2 separate regions of the Homo sapiens genome follow, and region 1 is linked to region 2. The links are chromatin loops, found by intact Hi-C in ENCODE. Cell type or tissue: B cell. All regions are shown on one strand. Links, peaks and the distances in the headings refer to the core of each region. The heading gives the core; the rest is flanking DNA. Region 1 holds the start of LOC124904301 (a long non-coding RNA gene). Region 2 overlaps LOC105372114 (a long non-coding RNA gene).

Region 1 (4,395 bases), core at 274-4,273, 50 kb after region 2:
AGAAAAAGTCAACACCAGCCTGGGCAAGATCCTGTCTCTATCTCAGAGAGAGAGACAGAGAGAGAGAGAGAGAAAAGAAAAGCAGTGGACAGAGCTTTGAAAACTTTTTGAACAATATAAAAAATCCAAGTTAACCAGGCATGATGATAGCTCACACCTGTAATCCCAGCACTTTGCAATACCAAGGTAGGAAAATCACTTGAGCCCAGGAGTTCAAGACCAGCCTGGGCAACATAGTGAGATCCTGTCTTTACAAAAATTAAAAATTAAAAAAAATATAGCCAGACATGGCAGCATGCACCTGTAGTCTCAGCTACCCAGAAGACTGAGATAGGGGGACCACTTGAGCCCAGAAGGTCAAGGCTGAAATAAGCCTTGATGGCACCACTGTACTTCAGCCTGGGTAACAGAGAGAGAGAGAGAGACCCTGTAAATAAATAAATAAATAAATACATGAAAAAATTAACTTCTATATAATTGGAGTCTCAGAAGAAGAAAATGAGATTAGTGCGCACAAAAATATATTTGGAAAAATTGGCTAGAACATCTCAAATTTAGTGAAATACATAAATTTACATATTCAAGAAGCTCAATGAACCCCAAACGGGCTCAAAAATAGACTAAAAAAAGAAAACCATACCCAAACATGTTGTAATTAAACCACCGAAACCAAACGTAAAGGAAAATTACTGAAAGCAGCTGAAGGAAAACAACACATATAGGGGTACAATTATTGCAGGCCAAAAGAGTGAGGGTCGTGATCAACTCAGTATACCACTGGAGGCTATATGAGTAAACAGCAAACTGTTCTCATAAATGCAGAATGTTGGCAAACTGTCAAACTGCGTCTGCCACCCAGAAGGAATGCTGAGGGCAGTCACACCCCAAGCGCAGTGTTTCCTGTGATTAGGTACATCTGAAGCCTGTTAGTAATAATATGAACCTGTGATCAGTTAAGCAGCTGACCAATCGTTACCTCCTCTTCCTTGCTTTTTCTACCCAATAAATACGAAGGGCTGTAGAAGCTCAGGGGCTGCCTTTGCTCACTAGAAGCAGGGAGCTCTCTTCTTCTTCCTCTGGCCCCTTCCTTTAAAACAGTTTCTGTTGTCTTAAGTTTTCATTTCTATGTTCGTCCCTTCATTCACTCTTGTAATGATGGTCTCAAGTAGTGACAGTAGTAACTGCCCCACTGACGGTCTCAAGTAGTAACCGTGGCAGTCTGTCACATGCAATGATTGAAATGCAGACTTTTCCTTAGTAACCAGAGAGTGAAAAAAAAATTTTTTTCCAAGGGCTTAAAACTGACCAAAGGTACTGTTTTCTGTTTAAAGAAGAGATTAATGAAAATAAAAATAGCTGCTTCACAGTAGAAAATTTCTCATTTTTGTTCATGAAATCACCACTAATAGAAAAACGTACAGAGTGGAAGAAAGCAGAATTGGGCAGAGTGAGATGTTGAACTGCCATAGCCGTTCAACATGAGATGTTGAAATCCACCGCCCAGCACATGGAGCTCTGAAGCTGGGACAACCTGCAAGAATTGCCCAGGATTGAGGCAATCAGGAAAGGCTTTATACTCCATGTCACTGATGCGTCATTGGATGTGAACTGTCCAGGAAACGGGCGTGACCTTCAGTGTGTAACTCTCTTTGGCTTAGGCAACTCAGAAGAGGACTTACAATTGAAGGCTTTCTGCTAGCAACGCTTTCTGCTAGCAACACACCCTGCAACTGGAGGAACACATTCTTGAGTCTGGAAGTAGAACCGGGTGCCCCACAGCATCCGTTATTCCTACACATTACACTGGTAAATTATTTATCCTTCAGAAGGTGCTGTCTCGATTTGCACTCCTCTGTTATTAATGGCACTTTTTAAAAACTGAAATTGTTTTTTTTTACGTAATTTCTCCAACCACACGGTGAGTGTCTCATGAGAAAGAATGTTGTATTCACCACCACCTATTTCCTCAGTCTCCACTTTTCGGGCTGAACCCGAGAGCCAGCGTGCAGCGCAGCTGGGGGCGTGACCGACATGAGATGAAAACTGCGCAGACTCAGCAACTCAGCCCCAATAGGAGGGCACGAGCCCCAGCGTCCTCGGTTTCCATAGTGACAGAGCCTACTTCTGGTCTCTAACCGCCACGGTTTCCCTTCTTAGCTCCGGGCGCACCCAGGAAAGACAAAAATACGCATAAGGCCAGCCGTTTGACCCCTTGCTGCGGAAGATAAAGGGCTCCACTCTAAACGTGGTGATCCTGGTAAACGCAGGAGTTGGGGGAGCGTGCAAGACCCTGAGAATTTTCCTTCTTTACCCGCCCCCAGGCCTAGCCCACCCACCTAGACCGCGATCAGCCCTCCCTTTATAAGGGGAGTGTGCTCTGGTATAAGATTTGTTAGGTGATTAAATATAAAGAAAACCTGTTAACCACCTACCCTACCTTCAAGAAACATCCCCCACTAGCCAGCTTTAATACATAAATTATGTCTCTGGAAAATTGTCACTTGGGGTCTTGAAGGCCCATTAGTCTGCAAGTCACCCAGAAGGTCAGTCCCCTTGTGAAGGGGTGTGTATGTCCCAAGAGGGACACAGGGCTGGGAGGCAGAAGATCTGGGCTCTGAACTGGCCGTTACCCAGCTTTGTGATCCGAAACTCGCTCTGCTCCTCTGAAGAGTGGTTTGTGGAATGTGATGGAGCTGTGGGCTTCTCTCAAGCCTCTGTCTCTCAGCCTTCTAAGACTGCATTTCGTTATCAGTTCACCCCTGGGAGCTGCTTGGCAGAACTGGCCCTACACACCAGGAAACTGGAGGAAGGATGAAAGACTGGAAGGACTGTGGTTGTGGAGGAGACCAAAGGAATGCCGCCCGCGGTAGAATGTTGGCAGGTCTTGCATAGCGCTACAGACACAACATGTGGTGGCCTAAGCACCCTAATTTCTTTGTTTCTGCCTAGCCAGTATAACAGTCCAGAAAACCTCCTTTCCTTTAGGAAATACTCAGGGATATTAAAATCGAATTCAGAAAAGAATTGGCTCATGCATGAAACTATTATAGACTAACACAATATCTCTAGGTCCCAGAACATTAGAACCCGGAGCTAGTAAACAATCTGGTGTGTGCAGACTGCAGGCTTCAAGGCAGTGTTTATAGATAGACTTGACAAGCAACAAAAACAGATCTATTTTGATTGGATTCTGTATTCAAACTTAAAGATCCTCTTCCAACCCAGAGATTGGACTTCAGGGCTCCAGAAAATTCAGTTTAAAACTATGACTTAAACAATGCTATTAACTTGATCTATAGGTCGTTATGTATCATTGTATCATATATAATTATATATATATATATACACACACACACACTATATCTATTAGAATATCCCCACCCAACAAAGAACAGAATACACATTATTTTCAAGTACACATAGAGCATTGATAAAGATACATCGCATTTTAAGCCATAAAACACACCTTAACAAATTATTAAAAATTGAAACTATACAAAATGTTTTCTCTAAACATAAAATAGTTAAACTAAAAATTACAGATGTCTGAAAAACTACTTGATATTTGAGATTTAAACAGCATACTTCTAAATAACCCATGAATCCAAGCAGAAGTAGATGTCAATTGGTAAATATTTTGAACTAAATGGAAGTGAAGAGTTCAAAATTTGTGGGATGCAGCTAAAATGGTGCTTAGAAAGACATTGATTAGAAAAGGTCTCAAAATTAGTGATAAACCACCTTAATAAACTTGAAAGAGAAGAGCAAATAAAATACAAAACAAGCAGAAGAAAGGGAATAATAATAAAATTGAAAATAGAAATACAATAAAGAAAAATAAAAAACTCATTCTTTTAAAATATCAATCAATAAGCCTCTAGTCATACTGACAAAAAAGAGAAGACAAAAATTACCAATATCAGGGTCACTGAAGAACCTACAAGTACTACAAGGATATTGCAAGAATATTACAAATAATTATATGCCTATTAATTAGACAATGTAGATGAATTGGACACATTTTTTAAAAGGCACAAACTACCAAATTTTATTGAAGAAATAGCTAAACCTAAATAGTCCTATATATGTTAAGAAAATTAAATTTACATTTAAAATCCTTCTCCACTAAAAAACAATAAAGACTCCAGATCCAATTGGCTTCACTGGCAAATTCTATAAAACCTTTTAAAAATAAATAATACCAACTCTACATAAACTGTCTAAAAAATATAAAGGAAAATAACTCTGTCTGATGCAGTTTATGAAGGCAGTATTACTCTGATACCAAAACCAGGAAAAGAAATTACAAGTAAAGAAACTTAATATCTCTCATGAACATAGCTGCAAAAATCCTAAATGAAATATTACCATATCAAATCCAGCAGTATAACAAGA
Region 2 (4,395 bases), core at 226-4,225:
GCTCAGCTAATTTTGTATTTTTAGTAGAGACAGGGTTTCTGCACATTGGTCAGGCTGGTCTCAAACTCCCGACCTCAGGTGATCTGCCCACCTCAGCCTCCCAAAGTGCAGGATTATGAGCATGAGCCACCGCGCCCGGTCCACCCAATGCATTTCTTAACTGTCTGTCCTCCTGACTAGGGTCTACACCTCTCTGCCATCCATTATACTTCACTGGTCTTGCCCAGCTCCTGGTCTTGCCTCTTCCACTCTATCCTGCCTCACTGCCATCCACAGCAGCTTCAGAATTGGCAACGACATCCTTTGTCGTAACAGTGAACTCACACTTGTCATTGCTTATGAAAGTAGAATCACAATGGTGATGCAGTTGACAGGAGGGCAGCCACACCTGACATTATGGTCAGTAGTGAGCTTGGGGGTGATGGCAGCTCCCTTTCTGAAATGCTGATGTGGAAACCCAGGCTTCTTTGCATGAGGCACACATCCTCTCTTGATTTGGCCCCTGCCTGCCTCATCAGCTTCATCTTTCAGCACCTCCTGCTTGGACGTTTATCTCACAGCAACAGCTGCCTGTAGGGTTGCTCCTGTGCCCCTGTGTGTGACCCCCCACCCCTCCCTCTGCCATCAGGACACACACAAGCCCTGCCAGCCCACCCATGTTGTCTGACCCCACTAAGTCTTTGGTTATGATGTTCTTTCTACACCTCTCATTATTCTCTATCTCAATCATCCATTCATTTTTCAAAATGTAGTGAACGAATCCCCTCCCATTGGAAGCCTTCCTTGATCCCTTCTTGGATTAAGTTTCCCTGCGAGTTTTCTTCTGATTTAGTTGGTCTAGGGGTGGGGTTCAGAATCAGAAATTTAAAAACTCCTTGGATAATTCTAATGTGAATCAGAGTTGAAAGCCATTGAGGGAAAAGAAAGGGAAGATGGGAGGAAACAAGACGGTGGGGCTTTCCAGGTTCCTACCTGAGGCTCACTGGTCTTCTACTGAAATGCAACACCAGGAGGGGTGTCAGGAGTTGAACTGTGCTCACCCCACATTCATATTTCAAAGTCCTAACCCCCAATACCTCAAAATGTGACTTATTTGCAGATAGGATCTTTACAGAGGTAATCAAGTTAAAATGAGGTCATTTGCTGGGCCCTAAACCAATATGACTATTGTCTTTACAAAAAAGAGGAAATTTGGACATGAAGACATGCAGAGAGGATGGTGATGTGAACAGGCAGGGAGAAGATGGCCATACAAGCCAAGGAGAGAGGCTTGGAGCAGACCTTCCCCTCAGAGGAAACAACCCCTGCCAATACCTTGATTTCAAACTTCTTACCTCCAGCGCTGTGGACAATAAAGTTCTGTTGTGTAAGAAGCCACTCAGTTTGTGGTACTTTGTTTTGGCAACCTGAACAAATCAATACAGAGGGTAACAATAAGAAAAAGCCCTACCAGCGTATTGCTTGAGCTCAGGAGTTCAAGACCAGCCTGGGGACCATGGTGAAACCAGGTCTCTTAAAAAAAATACAAACATTAGTCAGGAGTGGTGGCACGCACCTGTAGTCACAGCTACTCAGGAGGCTGAGATGGGAGGATCGCTTGAGCCCAGGTGGATGAGGCTGCAGTAAGCCATGATGGTGTCACTGCACTCCAGCCTGGTTGACAGAGAAAGACCCTGTCTCAAACAAATAAATAAATAACAAAAGAAAAAGAAAAAAAAAATTCTCCACCATCCCTGGATTCACTTGTATTTCCTATGAGCTAAGCCTGGGCTCTTCCTGGTGATGGATTGAACTTATCTTTGCATTGAGGAGATATTGTTTTTAAAAATCATGAGCTCTAAAGGAAAGGTTTTTGTGTTCAATACACTCTGTAAGAAATGAATAAGAATGTTCAGATAATCTTTATGTAGGTCCTTAAGAGTTAAGCTTTGAGTAGAGAGGCTGTTTCTTGATGATGCCAAAAGGATGAAGTATTACCATAAAGCAGAACACGTTATCTCTGAGTGCTATCAATAAAGCTCCATCCAAATCATAGCTTACTTAGAATGCTGAATATTTGTCATCTTCCTCAAACGTGAGAAAACAGATTTTGGCTTTATTGTAATGCTGGCTGGAAGGTTTACTTGCCACATGGCCACAAGGTGGCAGGGCAGTGCCATTCTTCTGGAAGCCACCAGAAAAACGCAGCTAGGACTACGTGGCCACAGGTAGGAAGTCAGCAGTGCTCTTCAAGTTTATGAAGTTGAACTTTCGCTCTCTTTTTAAGCACTCCCTTTTTCTGAAAATCAAAGTAGCACATGTTTTTAATTGAAAATGTTATCCTGGGCAACATAGTGAGACCCTGACTTTATAAAAAATTTAAAAATTAGCCAGCTGTGGTGGTACACACCTGTAATCCCAGCTACTCAGGAGGCTGAGGCACGAGAATCACTTGAACCCAGGAGGTGGAGGCTGCAGTGAGTAGAGATTGTGCTGCTGCACTCCAGCCTGAGTGACAAAGAGAGACCCTGTCTCAAACACACACACACACACACACACACACACACACACACACAGAAAAATATAAAGAATAAAACAAAAAATTCATTATCCCACCACTCAGAAACAAACATGGGATGTGTAGACCATTCCCAGCCTTCTCTGCCAATGCCACCTGCTTAGGATACCCCTCTCTCACCTGCTCTGCAACACCCCTCCTGCCTTATCTCTCTCACTTCCTCACTCTGCCTAACGTGCCTCTCCCCATCTTTCTTCTTAACACTCACTACTATTTCACAGCAGTTGTCACTGCCTCCTCTGCTAGTCCGTGAGCACCATGTGGGCAGATAGCTTGTCCTGTCAACCCCTACCACCAGGAGCAGCAGTCCCAGGATGTCAACCCACTGCATTGCAGAACTGTCTATTTCTCCCTTCAAGTCTGTCATTTTTTTGGCTTCATACATTTTGGAGTTCTGTTGTTTGGTGCATGTCTCAGTCCCTTTTGTGTTGCTATAAAAGAATACCTGAGACTGGGTAATTTATAAAGAAAAGAGTTTTATTTAGCTCATGGTTCTGCAGGCTGAGGATCTCAATGGCATGACCCTGGCTCTGGCAAGGGCTTCTGTGCTGAGTCACAACATGACAGAGAAGGGCAAAGAGGAAGCAGACGTGTGAAGAAAGAGAAACATGAGGGGTGACCTGGCTTTGTAACAACCACACTTGTAGAAACTAATCAATTCCTGTGAGAACTAATCCAGATCCAGTCTTAAAATAGGAAGAACTCACTGACTATCTTGAGAACAGCACCAAGCCATTCATGAGGGATCTGCCCTTATGACCCAAACACTTCCCACTAGGCCCCACCTCCCAACACTACCACATTGGGAATCAAGTTTCAACACGAGCTTTGGCAGGAACAACAACAACAGCAAAACCATGCCCAAATCATAGCAGTGCATATATGTTTATTATTGTTACATCTTCTTGATAAATTGACCCTTTATCAATGAATAGTGAATTTGCTTGTCTTTTGTAATTTTAACTTCATGTCTATTTCATCTGATATTAGTGTAGTTATACCAGCTCTGTTTTGGCAACTATTTGTGTGGAATATCATTTTCTGTCTGTTTATTTTCAGCCTATTTGTATCTTTGGACCTAAAGTTAGTCTCTTGTGGGCAGACAACATGCTTTTATTTTTTAATCCATCCTGCCAGTTTTTGTCTTTTAACTGGTGAGTTTCAGTTATTTATATTTAAAGTGATTACTGATAAGGAAAGATTTACTTTTGCTACTTTGCTCTTAGTTTTATATATTTGTTATGTTTTCCCCCCAATTCTTTCAATATTGCTTTCTTGTTTAATTGATTTTTTTCTAATACAAAGTTTGGATTTCCTCCTAATTTTCTTTTCTGAATATTTAAAAATTATTTTCTTAGGAGCTGCCATGTACTTTCAATTAACATCCTAACTTTTTTTTAAAATAATCAATAGTTATCTCTCTGTATCTATGGAAGGTTGGTTCCAGGACCTCCCTTGGACCCCAAATCCTCAGATGCTCAAGTCTATATATAAGATGGTGTAGTATTTGCATATAATGTACACACATCTTCCTGTATACTTTAAACCATCTCTAGATTACTTACAATGCCTAATAAAATGTAAATGTTATATGAATAGCGGTTATGCTGTACTATTTTTCAAATCCATATGATTTCTAGTCATATTATCTGTGTTGATTTTTTTCAAATATTTTTGACCTTTGGTTGGTCAAATCCTCAGGTACAGAATGTGCAGGTACTGAGAAATAATTACAATTATTATCATTATGAAGAAATTTCAATACTGTAATTGAAATTTGTATCAGGTTAGCTTTAATAATATACAAAAACTCTGCTCCTATACAGCTGTCTCTTCCT

The links. A loop is a pair of places that touch in the nucleus more often than their neighbours do. Peaks named below come from ENCODE experiments on the same cell type or tissue, not always from the same donor. Only the 100,000 strongest peaks of a DNase experiment are listed, where the experiment ranks them.
Region 1: it touches region 2 in a loop (5-fold over the local background); 16 of 110 quality-filtered maps call a loop at or near these places.

Annotation. Positions count from the first base shown.
Region 1 is chr18:50,305,534-50,309,928 of GRCh38, reverse strand. It overlaps LOC124904301 (a long non-coding RNA gene), which reads left to right and starts at 495. Exons shown (of 2, transcript XR_007066367.1): 1 at 495-2,257; 2 at 2,753-3,024. In B cell, for the core only: no CTCF peak of the experiment used is centred there; a DNase peak (open chromatin) is centred at 2,078; H3K4me3 peaks cover 1,280 bases; H3K27ac peaks cover 509 bases.
Region 2 is chr18:50,355,174-50,359,568 of GRCh38, reverse strand. It overlaps LOC105372114 (a long non-coding RNA gene), which reads left to right. Exons shown (of 3, transcript XR_935466.3): 2 at 3,617-3,711. Among named protein-coding and RNA genes, the nearest start is that of SKA1, 18 kb to the left of the region's middle. In B cell, for the core only: CTCF peaks have their summits at 1,936 and 2,139 (motif pointing right); DNase peaks (open chromatin) are centred at 2,148 and 2,798; H3K4me3 peaks cover 324 bases; H3K27ac peaks cover 270 bases.